Regions from separate parts of the Homo sapiens genome. Here region 1 is linked to region 2. A link is a loop called in an ENCODE intact Hi-C map of the cell type or tissue named here. Cell type or tissue: Calu3. All regions are shown on one strand. Each heading gives the region's core, and the rest is flanking DNA. Links, peaks and the distances in the headings are about the cores only.

The links. Hi-C counts contacts between places; a loop is a spot of excess contacts. Peaks named below come from ENCODE experiments on the same cell type or tissue, not always from the same donor. Only the 100,000 strongest peaks of a DNase experiment are listed, where the experiment ranks them.
Region 1: a loop joins it to region 2, with 4 times the contacts of the local background. A loop is called at or near these places in 20 of 110 quality-filtered maps.

What each region holds. Positions count from the first base shown.
Region 1 is chr1:19,062,159-19,070,797 of GRCh38, forward strand. No RefSeq gene overlaps it. Among named protein-coding and RNA genes, the nearest start is that of IFFO2, 110 kb to the left of the region's middle. RefSeq lists a silencer at 6,277-6,571 and an enhancer at 7,783-8,639. In Calu3, for the core only: no CTCF peak of the experiment used is centred there; DNase peaks (open chromatin) are centred at 4,259 and 5,153.
Region 2 is chr1:19,006,921-19,015,481 of GRCh38, forward strand. All of the region lies in intron 1 of LOC105376815 (a long non-coding RNA gene), which reads right to left. Among named protein-coding and RNA genes, the nearest start is that of IFFO2, 55 kb to the left of the region's middle. RefSeq lists enhancers at 1,365-2,008, 3,737-4,936, 4,352-4,411, 5,011-5,922. In Calu3, for the core only: no CTCF peak of the experiment used is centred there; DNase peaks (open chromatin) are centred at 3,141, 3,791, 4,341, 5,571 and 1 weaker place.

The DNA of each region.
Region 1 (8,639 bases), core at 330-8,329, 55 kb after region 2:
TACACTGGCTGCAAGACACACCTAGGCCCTCAGGGGCTGGCCTCCCTCCAGAACCCTCCACAACAGCCCTCCTCGACCCCTCTGAGATTCAGCTTTCTCTACTTAGGAACCCCTGTCTTGAACACCACCTCCTACAGGAAGTCCTTCCTGATGCCTGGACACCATCCTCCAACCAGATGTGATTTCTCCTTCCCTTAAAATCCCTTCATCCAGGGACACCTGGCTTTGAGTCTCGTGCTGCAGGACTGGGAACAGGTTCAGTGGATGTCTGCTGGTCGCGCCCTGTGCCAGGTGCTGTGGGTGGCTCACAATAACGGTCGTGTGGTGGTTAATGACAGGTCCTGCTGGCTTGTCCAGGCGTTGTGTTAAGTGCTTAGCAGCCATAATCTCAGTCAGTCCTCCCATAGGTAGTAGTACTCCCTCTGTAGGGATGAAGAAACTGAGGCCCAGAGAGGCTGAGCAATTTGCCCAGGGTACACAGCATGGCAGATGGCAGAGCCAGTCTGACACCAAAGCTCCCCTGTAAAATCCCATCTCTGTTTTTCAAGCTCGTGCCTGGATAAGCTGGGCTGGCAACCCAGCCTCTGAAACCACCTCCTGGTCTGGGACCCACCCACCTGCAACTTGCAGGAGGCCACGCCCACAGGATCCTCTAGTGCTTTCCCAGCCTCTCTTGCAGCTGCATGGTCATGGGACCTAGCTCAGCCAATCAGATGCACTTGTGCAGATTTGACCCCAGAGCCAGTGATGCAAAGAAGCAGGATCTAGGTAGGGGCAGGTGGCATGGTGGTGGCTGTGGGCACAGCCATGTTCTGTGTCTAGAGTGTGGCAGCCTGTGTTGACCAGTTCTTTTAACAAGAAGGAAGGGAGGGAGGGATGCTGGGTAGCCGGGGTGGACAGTCACTGGCATCGCTGCACAGCCACAGGCATTCCCAGGGGCTTCAGGGACCTGCCCTGCCCTGCCCAACCCCAGGACGTGGGGTGAGGGGACGCTCACAGGGGCTTCCAGGAGAGCTGTCCTGAGAAGAGGACTCAGGGACCAGCAAACCCTGCTTCCTCTGGACCTGCTAGGGACTCTGAAGGACACCGGCCTGGGGACAGAGCCCACAGACTCCTCAAAGGCCCGGGTCCCTGCAGGCCTGAGCTGCCGGGTCAGACTCCTGGGGCCAACCTGCCCCTAGACTTGCTGACACGTGCCCAAGACCACAGTAAGTTCCCCTCACTGTCCAGGCCGCTTTGCATTGGGTCTTCTGCCACTTGCTACCACACGCCTCTCAGCGCCCCACCCTCCGGCGGTGACACCAATGTCCTCTTGTTCCCTGGGACAGAGCCTGGACGCTGTCTCAGTGAGGGTGCAGTGGGTAAGCTTGGCAGTCAGCCACCAAGTCCTTAGAGCTCTCCAAAGCTCAGTTTCCTCACCTGGAGAGTGGGCTCCTAAGGTGGCTATGAAGCCCAGGAGGTCAAACGCGAAGCTCTCAGAGTAGCCCCGCCAGCTCCCCGGCTGCTGCTGTTACCGGTAATCATCTCTATTCTTACAACAACTCTTTTTTGTTTTGTTTTTTGTTTGTTTGTTTGTTTGAGATGGAGTCTTGCTCTGTCGCCCAGGCTGGAGTGCAGTGGTACCATCTTAGCTCACTGCAACCTCCGCCTCCTGGGTTCAAGCAATTCTCCTGCCTCAGCCTCCCAAGTAGCTGGGATTATAGGCGCGCACCACTACACCTGGGTAATTTTTATATTTTTAGTAGAGACAGGGTTTTGCCATGTTGGCCAGGCTGGTCTTGAACTCCTGACCTCAAGTGATCTGCCCACCTTGACCTCCCAAAGTGCTGGGATTACAGGCGTGAGCCACCGCACCTGGCCAACCCTTCGAGGTAGGTATTAACATCTCCATTTTACAGATGAAGAAAGTGAGGTTCAGAGAGGTGAATTCAAGTGCCCAAGGCCACACAGTCAGCAAGAGGCAGAGTTCCACCTGGAACTCAGTCTGTCTGACTCCCAAGGCCAGTGTCCTCCCACCTAAGCTGCCTCCCTCCCTAGCATTGGCAGAGAGATGGGCAGGTGGCCTGGAGGATGGGCGCTGGGGCAGGCGCGGTGGTTCCCAGGCCTGTGTCTCTCTCCTGTAATCCTCCAGAGATCCCTGGGCCAGCCTTTTTCTCAGCCAGGGCTTAGCAACTTTTCCTAGAAAGGGCCAAGCAGGAAATGTCTTGGGCTTTGAGGGCCACCTCTGGTATCTGTCGCATATTCTTCCAGCCCTTTACAAATGTGAAAACCATTCTTCCTTGCTGGCTGTCCAAAAGCAGGCAGGATTTGCCACCCCAGTTTGGTAAGCTCTGCTGGAATTGATCTGCCATTTTCAGCCAGGTCAGCCTCTGGGACAATAAGTTCTTTGTGTCTGTCCCCACAGTCCTGGCCAGTCAAGTCTGTATATTTCCCAGGTAATGTCCAGCTGGACTGCGGACCAAGATGAGGTGGCAAAGGGGATGGTCTTGGATTTGGACTTAAATCCCTGTTTGTCACTTTGGACGGAGTGGCCTCAGTTTCCTTGTCTGGAAGATGCAAGTAATAGTGCCGGCCTCACGGGGTGGTTATAGGATGAAACTCCCCGTAAGCACTTCCCACGGAGCGAGGCACACCTTGGCAGGTAATTGCGGTGTGGGAAGCACCTGGCGGCCCAGCCCTGGTCTGAACAGCACCTACGCCCGCTTCTTGATGAGGCTGTGGGCCTGGTAGTGCCTGATACCATGATCTTGTGCAAGGCCCTGCCCCTCCTGGGCCTCAGTTTCCCTGTCTGAGGTTGGTTGGATCTGACCCCTGAGGGTCCGCCACCCTTCAGGAGTTAATGGAATGAAAACAGCCATGGGCATGCCAGCCGTCTTGTGCTGATGGCTCTCCCAGGCCGGACGCCACCCTGTGTGGTGCTCAGAGCAGCACGACATGGCAGGGAAGGAAGCCCAGCCTGGGCCCATCCCTGCCCGCCCCTCTGGTTCAAGGCTGCCTTGCCTTCCCTGGCAGGTAGGCAAGCGCAGTCCAGGCTCCGGGCCCCACCATCCCAACCCTGGAACGTCAGGCCCCAGGGAGGCAGAGGGCTCTCCCCTCTGAGCCACCGCTGTCCCCAGGGTCCGTTTGGATTCTGAGAAACCTGTCTGCCATTCTTACCGCAGTCCAACCCTGCGGCTGGGGTGCCAGCCAGGGTAACCGGGAGGAGGACGGGGTGGTTCCCAGCCGGGCCCTGGAAGGCTTCTCAGAAGCCTCTGTTCCCACATCAGGGAGATGTGTCTTAGAACCCACAACTCCTTGGCATCTGCTCAGAGCTGGGCACTTTGCAAACAAACATGTCACATCTATCCTGTGAGGCAAGGCTGCTGACTGCCTTTTACAAGGGGCAAAACTGAGGTTGCTGGGGAAGCAGCTTGTCCAAGGTCGCATAGCCAGAATTAGAACCCAGGACTGTCTGACACCAAAGCCCTTGAACTTTCCACCTGCCACCCAGCCCATAGAGTTGGAAATGACCGTTGACATTGTCACCTCCCAAGTGACACATCTGAGGCACGGCCAGTAGACTGGCCTCTGCTTGGATACCTCCAATGACAGGGGACTCACTACCTCCAAACAGCTCTTGTCACTGTGGGAGCCCTGCTGTCAGCTGTGTTTTCCTTAGACGGAACGGAAACCGCTTCTGTGAAGACCCTTCCTGGGAGTAGGTCCTTCATAACTCCAATGACGCACTTCCAGCGCCGCCTCTGTGCCAGGCTCTTGGTGAATCCAATGAGGCATGTTTGCTTTACACATGAAACCGAAGGCCTGGCCAGGTGAAGGGCTGTTGCCCAGCCAGCCCTGAACCCAATCTGGCCCCAGACTCCAACCTCAACCACTTTCCACCCAGCCCTGGCTTCGGGGCCCCATGCAGAGCTGGCAGGTGTGGTGGGGCAGAGGAGGGAGCGGCCTCAGAGAGACGAGGCAGGGAGGGGCTGGGGAGCCGCCTGGAGCAGCCCCCACCCCCTCCCCAGGACTCAGCACAGTCCTGTGGAGAGGAAACGCTGCAGAAAGGCGGGGTCCTGAGGCTTCTGGAACCTGCCTCCCCTGCTCACAGCACTTCAGGGCCCTCGTGGCGCTCAGATTGGCCCCTTCACCAGCCCCTCGACGTCCCTGTTCCTGACACTCCAGGCCTGTCCTGGCTTCCAGGCAAGGGCACCTGCTGCTCCGACGGCCTCCATGTGGGAACCTGTGTCTGGGACTTGTCTCTCTGAAGCAGAGGGGGCTCCCTGAGGTCAGGGCCTGAGCTGGCTTAACTCAGCACGTCCTGTGAGCACCTGTGCCAGGACTGCCAGATTTAGTCAATAAAAATACAGGCTGTCCAGGGAAGTTTGTATTTCAGAGAAATGGTGAGTCATGTTTTTTTAGTATACTCCATACTAAAGACTGTAATAGTTCAGGGCGCTGGCTGAGCCCCCTGTAAACTTGGCACCTGGATCTAATTCTGGTCCTGTCCCAGCCCACTGGGCTCAGGAACCTAGCAAAGCACAGATCCCACTGCCCGATACCCGTTGTGGGTCCCGCCACCGTCAGAGGTTTACATGTATTTGGTGTTTATGTGAGATTCAGATTTAACTTGGCACCTTGAATTTCACCCAGCAGCCCTAACCCAAGCCCCTCCTTTGGGTGAAGCAACCTCATCCTCGAGCCCCGATTCCCTCATTGGAATGGGATTAACAGTGCCTGCCTCAGAGAGGTGACTCGGGACACGACCGTCGGGTATGGAATCCAGCCCTGCACAGTGGGTTCCAAGTGGGGCCCCAAGGCAGAACCCAGAGCGAGGGAAATGGGAAGGTGCTGGGCCCGCGTCCCATGGCCTGGGCCACCCCTGTGATCGATGGCTCTTGAGGTGACTGGAGCCCTTTTGGCTGCCGGGACAGGAAGGGAGGGAGGGACTGGTGGCCCCATTCACACTGTGCTGTGAAAAGCAGCAGCCCTCCAGCCATCACTTCTGAAACTGGGCGAGGAAACAGAGTGGCATTGTCCTTTTGTCTGCTGTGACACTCCGCATGTGACCCTGTCCCGTGAACGAGCAGATTCCCGCCACATGAGGGGGTAGGGGCTGAAGCGCCAGCAGCTCCATGCCCAGCATTCAGGCCCCACCAAACAAAAGCCACCTCCTAATTGCCCTGTTTGTTCTGGCACGAGGGCTGATGGGGGTGCCTGCGGAGCTCCCTGTCAGCCCGGCCTGGAGCTGGTTCCCAGGGCCTTGCACCTTGTCCGCCCAGCCCCGAGCACGGCTCCCAGCCTGCGGCCAGTTAACCCTTGGCTGTGGCTGCCCTGCCTGCCTGCTGGGCACCTGGCCAAACCCTGGATCCCAGAGCTGTGCCCTCCTGCTGGGAGCTGGGATGATCTAACCCAATCCGTGCCCAGACCAGATGGGGAGCAGGGCCAGGTGAAGAAGCAGGGCTCAGGCTGGCTGGACAGGGAGGCTGCATCTCACTTACGTGCTGTGCAGCCTTGGGTAGGTGAGTTTGCCTCTCTGAGCCTAAGGTTCCTCATCTGTAAAACAGGAAGAACAACAGTAAAAGGACTGGAGATCACGTGAGGCATGGTGATCCTGCTGGAGTGGGTGCTCAGTAAATACAACTCTGGTACAGTTCCCAGATCTCTGAAGCCGGGAACAGCCTAACAAGGGGTCCAGCCAGGACTCCTTGTCGGGACCAAGCTGGCTTGTGGACAGAAGGGGTGGATGGGGTGTCAAGGTCATTGGCCAAAGGCAGCAGAGGGATCTAAGGAACAGAGTCCAAAGAACAATGAGCCTGAGACCCTGTGCCCTTCACTCCTGCCCATGCCCAGAACACCCCCACCTCCCATCCTGCGTGAGAGTTCGGGGCTCTGGATGACTTCCCCCTGTAAACTTGGCACCTGGGGCTAATTCTGGTCCTGTCCCAGCCCCCTGACTCAGAAACTCAGCAAAGCACAGATCCTGCTGCCCCATACCCACTGTGGGTCCCACCACCGTCAGAGGTGGTGACCTTAGATACCTCCCACCACAGCTTCCTCACCCCAGCGCCCCAGAAGCTCATCTCCCTTTTCCTGAGAGGCCTGCCCAACCTCTGGCAATGTCCCGAGAGGCTGCCAGAGGCTGGCACCCCACACCCCTCAGGAGGAAGCCCGCAACCTGCTGCAGATGCTGAAGGTCACTGGGGCTTGTGGCAGTGGCCGGAGATCGGCACCGACTCAGAGCCAGGAGTAGCCAGAGGAGGTGAGCTGGCGGGATACTTGTCTTCATACTCCATCGTCACTTTGACCCCTAAAACAGAGCACCAGCTCCCCCCACACTTCAAGCCAGGCACCTCCCACCCCACTCTTTCCTCCAGGAAGTCATCACACTGCTGGGTGCCCACCTGGAGTGCTGCCAGGCCCCACGTGCCCGGGACCCTGTTGGCCTGTGTGCGATGTGGGAAAGTGATGGACTGCAAGTTGGGGGCCTCAGGCAACTCCGCTCCTGCTCTCCATGCCCACTGTCCCCAACCCTAGAGTGAAGGGGTCAGAGTTCACCTTCAAGCTCTGAAGTCAGGGCAAAGGGGCACAGAGTGAAACGCAGTGGGTGCCGACCCCGGCACCCTTGGCCAGGGGCAGCTCCCAGGGCGGATGGCAGCCGGTAGCCCTCCCATCCCAGGCTGGGGCCCTGATGCTCTGGAGGGCAGGGTCCCTCTGACCCGGCCAGGCGGCAGCAGAAACGGTTCTGCCTCTGCACATGCCTTGCTCAGCTTCTCCAGGCCTGTTAAGGAGGCCAAAGGGGGCAGGTTGGCAACTCATGGGTACCAGGCCAAGCTCCAAGACTGAGCAACAGATAAGGATGGGGAGGAAGGGAGTAGCCCCCCCAGGGCAGGAAACACAGAGCAGAGAGACAGAAATAAAGCATGGAAAGCAAACAGATGTCACCAAAGCAACTGAACTCGTGAGTGCCTGGAAGGCGTGTACATGTGTGTGTGCATGTCAGGTTGGGTATCTGTCCTGACACCCGTAAGATAAGGAGAGGGGTGCTGTGGAGCCTAAGAGATCCTCCCCCAGACATTCTGTGATTCCTGGTTTTTGTTGTTGTTGCTGCTGTTGTTTTGAGATGGAATCTTGCTCTATCACCCAGGTTGGAGTGCAGTAGCGCGATCACGGCTCACTGCAACCTCTGCCTCCCAGGGTTCAAGCGATTCTCCTGCCTCAGCCTCCCAAGTAGCTGGGATTACAGGCACCCACCACCATGCCCGGATAATTTTTGTATTTTTAGTAGAGATGGGGTTTTGTCAAGTTGGCCAGGCTGGTCTCAAACTTCTGGCCTCAAGTGAGCCACCCGCCTCGGCCTCCCAAAGTGCTGGGATTACAAGCGTGAGCCATCACATCCAGTCATCTGTGATTCCTTGACACACTGATACAGTAACACTGACGGTCACAGCTAAGGCCAGCTGTGCCGGGGCTGTGCCAGGTTCTAGGACCTTCTGTATTTGTTCCTTGAATCTTCACCCACACAGAGAGGTTAGGAAACTTGCTCAAGTCCCACAGCAGAGCTGGGCCCCCTCTGGAGCCCTCGGTCTTGCCTCTATGCCATGCGGCCCTTGCCCTCTGATGGGAAGTGGCACCCCAAATTCAGAGCCCATGCAATGCAACTGTTTAGTCCTAGGACATGTACCTCTCAGCCGCATCCTCAGGTACAGGGCCCTGAGGCTGCCTCCGCTGGCCATGGGGACAGGAGAGAGCAAACTGGGTCACACTCCCTAAGTCAGCCTTCACCCTCTTCCTCCTTCTGGTCCCCGCACCCCAGCATGAACAGCAACCAGTCTCCCCAGGCCAGCAACACTCTCTGAAAAGGGGGTTTCAGAGCCAAACACATCTGGGTTCTCATCGTGGCTCCACACTTCGCTGTGTGAGCCTGCGTAGGTCATTAGCCTCTCTGCACCTGTTTACCTGTGTGGAGAAGGGAATACCACCTGCCACTTGGGATGGCCGCAAGGATGGAAGGACGTGCTGCAGGTGAAACACCAGCTTCCCGCGGGCCCTGAGTAAAGGCTGGCTCTCGGCTCCCTTCCTGTTCAGAGGCTACTCTGCTCCCCCTATTGCATCTGAGCCACCAGCCAGGATGGGGTCAGAAAGAAGGCCAAGGGCACCAAGAGAAGGCGGAGGATTCGTCCAGGCCTCGCCCCAGGTAAGCGTCAGCAGCCAGCTCCAGGGAGCTCAGCCTGGGGATTTACCTTGTCCCTCTCTGCCATCCTCTTGGTGCTGCTGGGAACTGCTCCAGCTTGAAAAGGACTTGTTGTGGTCTCGGAGACCAGAGCTAGCTCCAGGCAAAGGAATGGCCCTGCCCTGAGGTGATCTATGACAGGAGGAGGAAGGGGCAGGGCCCGGAGCAGGAGCCGGGCAGGAGCCCTGACTTGGGCACTCCAGCCTGCGTCTGAGCCAGCTCTGCCTCCAGCATGTTCCAGGGTCTCAGCACAGCCTTGCTGCAGGAACAGCAAAGGGCAGGGGTTGGTGGGGAAGGGCCCTCATGGGCCCACCTGCTCCAGCCTCTTACTGGAATCAGGTTTGGATTTATTGCCCTTCATCCCAGAGTTAGGCATAGGGTTGTGGAGATGGCTGACTGTTCCCTGGGAGATGCTGACATAGACCCA
Region 2 (8,561 bases), core at 562-8,561:
TATCCAGTCCAATCTTCCATTTTGTAGATGGAAAAATGGAGGCCCAGAGAGGCAAAGCAATTTCCCCAAGGTCACACAGCAAGTTAGTGGCAGAGTCAAGAGTGGGCCCAGTCTCCTGATTTTCCATCTGTCTCCCTTTACTAAGCTGTCTCTATTGCTTGAACTTTGTCAATCGAAAGCCATTCGGGGCAAAGTACAACAGATGGGTTTAGTGAGTTCTCAAATGCACTGTTGAGAAAAGTTCCTGGGAATAGGGAGGTGAGAAATGCAAGGTCAAGGCCCTGCAATTTCCTCCAGGCAGGGAAATAAATAACCAAAACCATCACTGAGGACTCACCATGTGCTAGATGCTTCCCTGCATTATCCCATTTCGTCCTCCGACAGATAGTAACTATCCTGGTTTTAGATATGAGCAAATTGAGGTTCAGAGAGGTAAACAGAGCGATCAACACATCCCCAGTTTCTTGGCACTGTCCCAGTTCTAAAACTGGAAGTCCCATGTCTCAGGAACCCCTTTAGTCCCAGGCAAACCAGGACAGTGGGTCACCCCCGAGGTAAGCAGCCCACCCAGAGGACTGGATCCCAGAGATCCAAGCTCAGACCTCCTGTGGATTTCCATGCCCTTTCTCCTACACCACACTGCACCCTCTGGGAAAATACATAAACTCTCATGGGAAAAATAAACAGATAAGCAGGTGGGGTCAGGAGTGGGGAGTGGGAAGTGGGCCAGAGGAGGGTGGGCACCAAGAGGCAGTTCTGAAGTCAGGTCAGCCCTGGGTCACAGCAGCCCAGCCATCTGGGAGGTAGAATGCTACTGGGTGTCAGGCCAGGAGAGGACAAACAAGGTTCTTATTCTTCCCTCTTTATCTGGAGGAGTCTGTTTGTGGCAATAACCCTGTTATCTCAGCCAGGTCTCTGGTCTCTTGCCAGGCTGTGACAAGGGGTTTAGGGGCTGAGGCTCTGACCAAACCAGTCTCCCTGGGACCCTGGCATGCTCTCCCTCCTCATCTGACAACCTGATCGGGGTCGAGGAGGCATGGTGAGCACCACAGGGCAGGGGACCCCTGCCCACCCATGGAGGCCACAGGGAGATGAGGACCCCACACTTGGACAGTGGATTTCCCTGTCGTCACGAGGGGATTTGAGAGTAGCTGACCTCCTGCTAGGAGCCAGACTCCTGACTGCTGTGGTCTCTTTCAACCTTCTCCTCCCTAAAGCACTCAGACAGGCATCCTCACCTCTACCTTACAGAAGCGGAGGGGATGTCCCTTAGAGAAGTCACATAGCATGTCGGTGACACAGGGCGGCCAGGGCACAGCAGTGACTCCAACTCTCCCTGCCTCCCAAGCCTCCTCACGAGACTGTCAAACAATGGTGGAGACATAGACTCTGTCTTGGCTGCGTGTCTCTGTGACTTGCTTACCACACCACACCTGCCCAGACACCTCTCCTGCCCGGACACCTCTCCCACCCTCCTCCACAGGGTGATTTGTCCTCGTCCTAGGACCTCAAGCTTGGCCTCCCCTGACCTTCAGGCTGGGGTGAGTGCCCTGTCTTAGAACTCATGGTGGCCTCTGCTGGGGCAACCACAGTTCGTGGGGATTGGGGTGTAAAAAGCACCTCCTGACCCCTTCTGCACTAAGACCCCAAGAGGACAGGAACTGACTCCCTACCCCAGCACTGATATATTAGGTTGGTGCAAAAGTAATTGCATTAATTGCATTAAAAGTCATGGCAAAAACGAAAACATTAAGTAGTTTTTGCCATTACTTTTTTTTTTTTTTTTTAGACAAAGTCTCACTCTATTGCCCAGGCTGGAGTGCAATGGCACAATCTTGGCTCACTGCAACCTCTGCCTCCCGGGTTCAAGCGATTCTCCTGCCTCAGCCTCCTGAGTAGCTGGGATTACAGATGCGCACCACCACGCCTGGCTAATTTTTGTATTTTAGTAGAGATAGGGTTTCACCATATTGGTCAGGCTGGTCTCGAACTCCTGACCTCATGATCAACCCACCTCAGCCTCCCAAAGTGCTGGGATTACAGGCGTGAGCCCCTGCACCCAGCCAGCCATTACTTTTCATTGTAATTCATGCAATTAGTTTTGCATTAAAAGTAATGGCAAAAGATACTTAATATCTATTTGTTGCACAAACAAATAAGTAGATTAATTAATTCATTGCCAAATACTCTTGAGCTCCAATTCAGTCAGGTGGCATCCTGAAGGCAATGGCCCACCTAAAAGTCTCCCAGCTGCTGCCTCTGTTCCACCCCCCCCCACCCTCCCACTGGCCTTCCTCCGTCACCACTTGACTCAAAGTGTGGTCCCCAGATCCACAGTACCAGCATCACCAAGAGCTTGTTGGAAATGGAACAACTCCGTCCCCCCCAGACCCCGGGACCCTGGGCTGAGAGCCTGAAAACTGTTAGAAATCGTGACATACTGTCTTAGGTGAGCCTTGCTACAAGACCTAAAGTGTGCTGGCGTTATTCACATCGCTACAGATGAAGCTGGGGTTCAGGGAGGGGAGATAGCTTCTCAAGATTAAACAGCCAGGAAATGGTAGAGGTGGGATTCAAACTTGGGTTTGTCTCTCTTCAAAGCAGATGGAAATTGACGCTGCTATCCATGTGGTGAAAGGAGAGAAACCTGCATTTACTGAACACCCACAATGTGCCAAGTCCCGTACGACTCTGTCTCATTTCATCTTCCCCACTCCCTTATGAAGTAGGGGATCTCACATTCTCGTTTTACAGATGAGACTCCGAGGCGCAGGAAGGGGAGGTGACTTGCCCAAGGTCCACAGCTGGGAAACAGCTGAAATGGGGCGCAAAGCTGGAAGTCTGCTCCCCAACCTGGGGAATGGACACCAGGTGACGACATATAGTGCCCTCGCTCGGCAGCAGGCACTGGCTCTCAGGGGACTGCGGGGTCACTGCTTAGCTCACACCTGTCCTTTCTCTCCCCTGAGAGAGCTTGTGGCCTTGGGCCACATCCATGCTTTCTTTTTCTTCCTAACCCTCAGCCCTCAGCTTAGTCATTCTCCAGCCCTGATGGAGCACAAATGCATGCTGCTGGTGACGACTGGCTACCAAGGTGGGATGTCACCCTCCCAGCTATTCCCATCATTTGTCCTGGCGGGCGCCAAGAATTCCTGAGGTCACCTCAAGGCCCCTTCCTGCATTCCTAGCGTTCTTGTCACAGGGCTCTCCTTTCTGACCCCACATGTGAACCTCCGCTGCAGGCTGGGCTCACAGGCAAATGCATCACACCGTGGTGACTGGGGCAGGAGAGTGGGATCAGTGATGCCCTGCCTGTTCTGGATGTGAGACCTTGGCAGATTCCTTTGCCTGTCTGAGCCTCAGCTTCTCCATCTCTGAGAGGGGCGGGTAATAATCGGACCTCCCAAGGTGTTTGTAAGGAGCATTCAGGGTGCATGGAAGTGGCTGGGCCTTCTGTATCTCTCACTGCCAGCAATCAAAACATGGCCCAGGACTGTCTGATGGGTCAGCCAGCGGGACTGGGCAGCACACGAGCATCCATTTGTATGAGCAGCTCGCAGGGACAGGGGTCACTTGGAAGGAGAGGAGGGAAATGGGATTGGGCCCGGTGTGTGCCACATGAAGAGGTGGCTCTTGGGAGACCCAGGCAGGGGCTGGGCAGTGCTGCCCAGGGAGGAATATTTGCCCCAAATCTGCAGAGAACACACCTCCATGGCCCCAGGGAGGGAGGGGAGCTTCAGTAAACAGTCTCTTGGCATGAATCTCCACATTTCCACAGAGGACACCGGCCACAGTGGCCAGACCTGTTTAGTGACCTGAAGGGCAAACAGCATAGAAGAGGAGAGGGGTGGCCAAAAGAAAGGAGGAGTGGGCAGGGGTCGGTGGTGGTTGTGGCTGGGGTTTGTGAGCACTCAGGACACACTCGACTCTCAGACCTAACCAGGTAAGGTTTTGCAGAAGCCAGACATGTAGGAGAGCATCTGGCAACCAGATCCACTGAAATTGGGTGGGTGCTATTAACGCAACCCGTTTATAAGTACAGGCTGGGGATGGCTGGAGAGACGGGCACCGCATAGAGGAGGCACACACCAGGAGGAGATGGCAAGGGCTCCAGACACGCAGCCACCAGAGCCCGCGTCCAGCCGAGGCTGGGCGCCCTGCAGCCTGTGTTCAACCACTTACCCTTGTCCAGACCTAGATACAGGGCAAAAAGGCATGCCTATGGGAGCCCCAGTAAAGTCCTTATAAAGTGAAGACTTCTTGGTGAGTCAGCCCGAGCCAGGCGGGCCCAGCTCATTCATTGCGAAAGTATTTTCTTTTCAGTGCTTTTCTGCAAAGCCTTTCACTGCCGCGGAGGTGAAGTCATCGGCTGGTAAACGCTCTGCCTTGCGGTAAATTTCCTCTGAACTTTCTGCTTCTGTTTAACTCGCCAAACCTCAAGGCGAGCTGGCAGTCAGAGTCGTGCAAAGGTCACTGGGCTGAGTTGGAGGCCTGGGTTTAAATCCCAGCCCAGCCTCTTTCTAGTTTCGGGATCTTGATGGATGTAAGTCACATCTTTGGGCTTTAGTTTCTCTGTGTCTAAAATGAAGTCACTACTATCAAAAGTATCCTAAAGAAATACAATGCTACGCACTCATGTAATCAAAAATATTTACTGAGTTCTTAGTGAGTGTTAAGTACCATGCCAGAAAATGGAAATTATGGTAAGGAAACACACATACACACACATATGCACATGTACACACATATGCACATATGCACATACATACACACACACACATACACATATACAAGCATGTATATGCGACGTGTATACATACATTAGCACAGACACACACACATGCTTTCCTGATTCTTGCCCTCAGACGTTTCATATTCTGGTGGGAAAGACAGACGTGAATCAAATGATCCCATCAGTGAATATTAAAATACAGCTGTGATTAGTGCGGAGCTCTCTGGTGCTCTAAGAGCTTGCAATGGGGGCTTGAGCCAGTCTGAGGTGAGCAGGGGTGGGACAGGGAAGACTTCCCAGGGCACAAACAGAGTGGGAGATGGGAAAGACGACCAGCCATCACCCAGGCAGAGAGAAGGGGCAAGCAGAGCCCCTGCAGAACCGTGGCTTATCCCAGGCCAGGAAGGTCAGCTTACCAGGGGCAGAGCAGTGAGGGGCCAGGAGGACTGCGGACATAGGAAAGATGGGAAGATGACTGAGCTGGCAGCCCTGAGGGCAGCTTCCTGCTCCGATATCCCAGACCAGCAGCTCCCAGTGTGATCAAGTGGCTTTGCAGCAAACGTTATGAAACATCAATGGATTAAACTTAATTTGGGGCTAGATGAGACACTATCATATACCTACACAAAGAGCAGTGGGTACCGAAAAACTGATCACTGAAAATATTCTACCCATCAGTTTTATTTTTCTGTTATTTGAAAAACAATACCATGGTTGGGTTTGAGTTAACAGTAAACTTCAGCCCAACACACAGAACAACAGTTTCCCATGGGAGGCCTCCCTGAGCCCAGCTAAACTCAGCACTTGCCTTTCCAGGAAACGGCATCCGTGAGGCCACCAGGGGGTAGCCTAGGAGGGGCAGTGGAATTCCTGGACGACTGCTGAAAAGCAAATCACACACTGGCGATGGTGCCTACCCTTTTGTTCCAGAAGTAGAAGAAAATTCAGGTCCGCGATCCAGACAATATTTGTCTTACAAATATGCTAAATAATGACTTTTTTTTTTTGAGACACAGTTTCGCTCTCGTTGCCCAGACTCTTGTTGCCAATGGCGCAATCTCGGCTCACTACAACCTCCGCCTCCCAGGTTCAAGCGATTCTCCTGCCTCAGCCTCCTAGTAGCTGGGATTACAGGCATCTGCCACCACACCTGGCTACTTTTTTTGTATTTTTAGTAGAGACGTGGTTTCACTATGTTGGCCAGGCTTGTCTTGAGCTCCTGACCTCAGGTGATCCACCTGCCTCGGCCTCCCAAAGTGCTAGGATTACAGGCATGAGCCACCACGCCCAGCCAATAATGACCTCTTATTGGGTGGTCCCTGACTAGTAGCCATCTGTCATCCTGACCCAATAGTGAGCACCAAGAAAACTGAGGCTATGTCACCACTGTATCCCCAGCCTGGTTGGTGTTTGGCACAGAGGGCCACTCCGAAAATACATAAGGAAAGGAAAATAGGAAAAGGGAGGGGATGGTGCTTGTCATATGGAACTCTGGGAAGTATCATGTCACCGCTTAAACTGCTACATCAACTTTTACGAATATTAGATATTGAACTACCTAAAGTTTGTATTGCTTTCTTTAAGATCATAGTAGGTTTAGGGATGAGTGATTTAGATAACTCAGGTCTCTCTCTATATAAAAAGTTGATCTACAGGCCAGGCACGGTGGTTCACACCTGTAATCCCAGCACTTTGGGAGGCTGAGGCAGGCAGATCACAAGGTCAAGAGATCAAGACCATCCCGGCCAACATGGTGAAACCCCGTCTCTACTAAAAATACAAAAATTAGCTGGATGTGGTGGCACGCGCCTGTAATCCCAGCTACTCCCGAGGCTGAGGCAGAAGAATCACTTGAACCTGGGAGGCGGAGCTTACAGTGAGCTGAGATGCCACCACTGCACTCCAGCCTGGCGACAGAGCAAGATTCTGTCTCAAAAAAAAAAATAACAAAAAGTTGATCTATAAGGGTGGAGATGAAGACATTTCCCCTTCCTCGATATATTTTTCTTGCAACAACCATCATCATCCAAGATCATTCCTTGGGAACAAAGGGATGGAAGAAGGAAGGAAAAGGAAAAGCAAAAAGCAATTCCTCAAGCATCTCTGGCACCCGCTCTGTGCCCAGCCCTGTGCTAAGCCCAGGTTATCCAGGGAATGGCCAGTGGGGCATTCTAGGTACCAGATAATAATTAAACACAACAGACATGGGTTCCCATACCAGGGCTCCATCCGCAACGTAAGCAGGAAAAGATTCCAAGCCATGCACATGATTCACAAATGACCCTTGGACATGGGCAGGGACAGGCAGCTGACCTCTAGAGACAGATGACCTGCCTTCCAATCCCGGCTCTGTTGCTTTCTTGTTTGAGCAAGTTCCCGCTCTGCTCAGAGCCTGGGTTTTCTTGGCTATCAAATGGGACCACCAAGTGTTGGTAGGGCTGTGTGAGCAATGAGTGGGATGAGCTGTATAAAGACCTCAGCACCAAGTACAGCTCTCACGGGTGGAGAGATTAATTTCAGCTGGGGCAACTGGGATGGTTTTTCGGGTGGGATTGACATGTCACTAGAATCAGGGCGGGACTGAACAGGCGAGGCACAGGGCAGGGGAGGGCGGCTGCACACCCACAGTGAGGGCTCTCTGTGCACAGGTAAGTCTGGTTTGTCGTTGATGATGGTAGCGGAGGTGACTACGCCCTTTGAAAAGTGATTTATTTTTAAAATGAGGGCTGACCACAGACTAAGCCACTTCATGCTCTGTTACCACCTGCCTCGGTTTATTCAAACTTCAGTCAAGCTTTGGGTTCAATAAAAGTCACCAGGAAATAACTGCCTCGCGCTTCATAGGAAACCCATTAAAAAAATTCATGCACCATTAAGGACCGGTGAGAGGAAGCCAAACTCAGGCCTTCACTGAGCTGCAACTACTGGCCCAAGATTGCCCTCTGAGCAGGGACTCAAAGGGTAGATAGATGCGGGAGATTTCGGGTCTCTATGTTAATTTGTTTGCAGCAAGAGGGAGGGAAGAGCACAGATGGACAGGTAACAGACAGAGGGCTGCGGCTCAGACCCCCGCCATCTTTGCCTGGTGCTTAGGATGAATGAAATATGCCAAAAGGAGCACAGATATCACCATCTGGAAGCTTTGACCAGCAACCTTTCTGTTCCACGATGAAAATAAATTTGACTACAGCTGTCAAGAGACTTTTTAAAGTTCATGCCCTTTGGCCCAGTCCTCTTCCCTATTTGAAGGCTTCTTCCTAAGAAGTCATTTGTAGGCCGGGCTCGGTAACTCACATATGTAATCCCAGCACTCTGCGAGGCAGAGGTGGAAGGATCGCTTGCGCCCAGGAGTTTGAGACCCATCTTGGGCAACATGGTGAAACCCCATCTTTACAAAAATATCAACATATTAGATTGAGGCTGTAGTGAGCTGTGATCGTGCCACTGCACTCCAGCCTGAGTGACAGAGGGAGACCCTGTCTCAAACAAACAAAGGAAGTCACTAGTGGTTCTAGCAAATAGTTTAGATATCAAGAACCTTCAGAGGAGAGTTATTTATTAGTAATAATTGGAAGAAATTAAATCTCCGACAATAGAATGGACAACAATAGAATTTGTTCAAAATTCAGCATAGAGATACCTATGGGATGCTAAGGCAGGCGGATCACTTGAGGTCAGGAGTTCGAAACCAGCCTGGCCAACATGGCAAAACCCCATCTCTACTAAAAATACAAAAGTTAGGAGGTTTTCTAATAATGATATGGTGAACTGTTGGTGATAAAAATACTCAGTAGGGGCAAATACACAACATTATATATTTAAAATATGT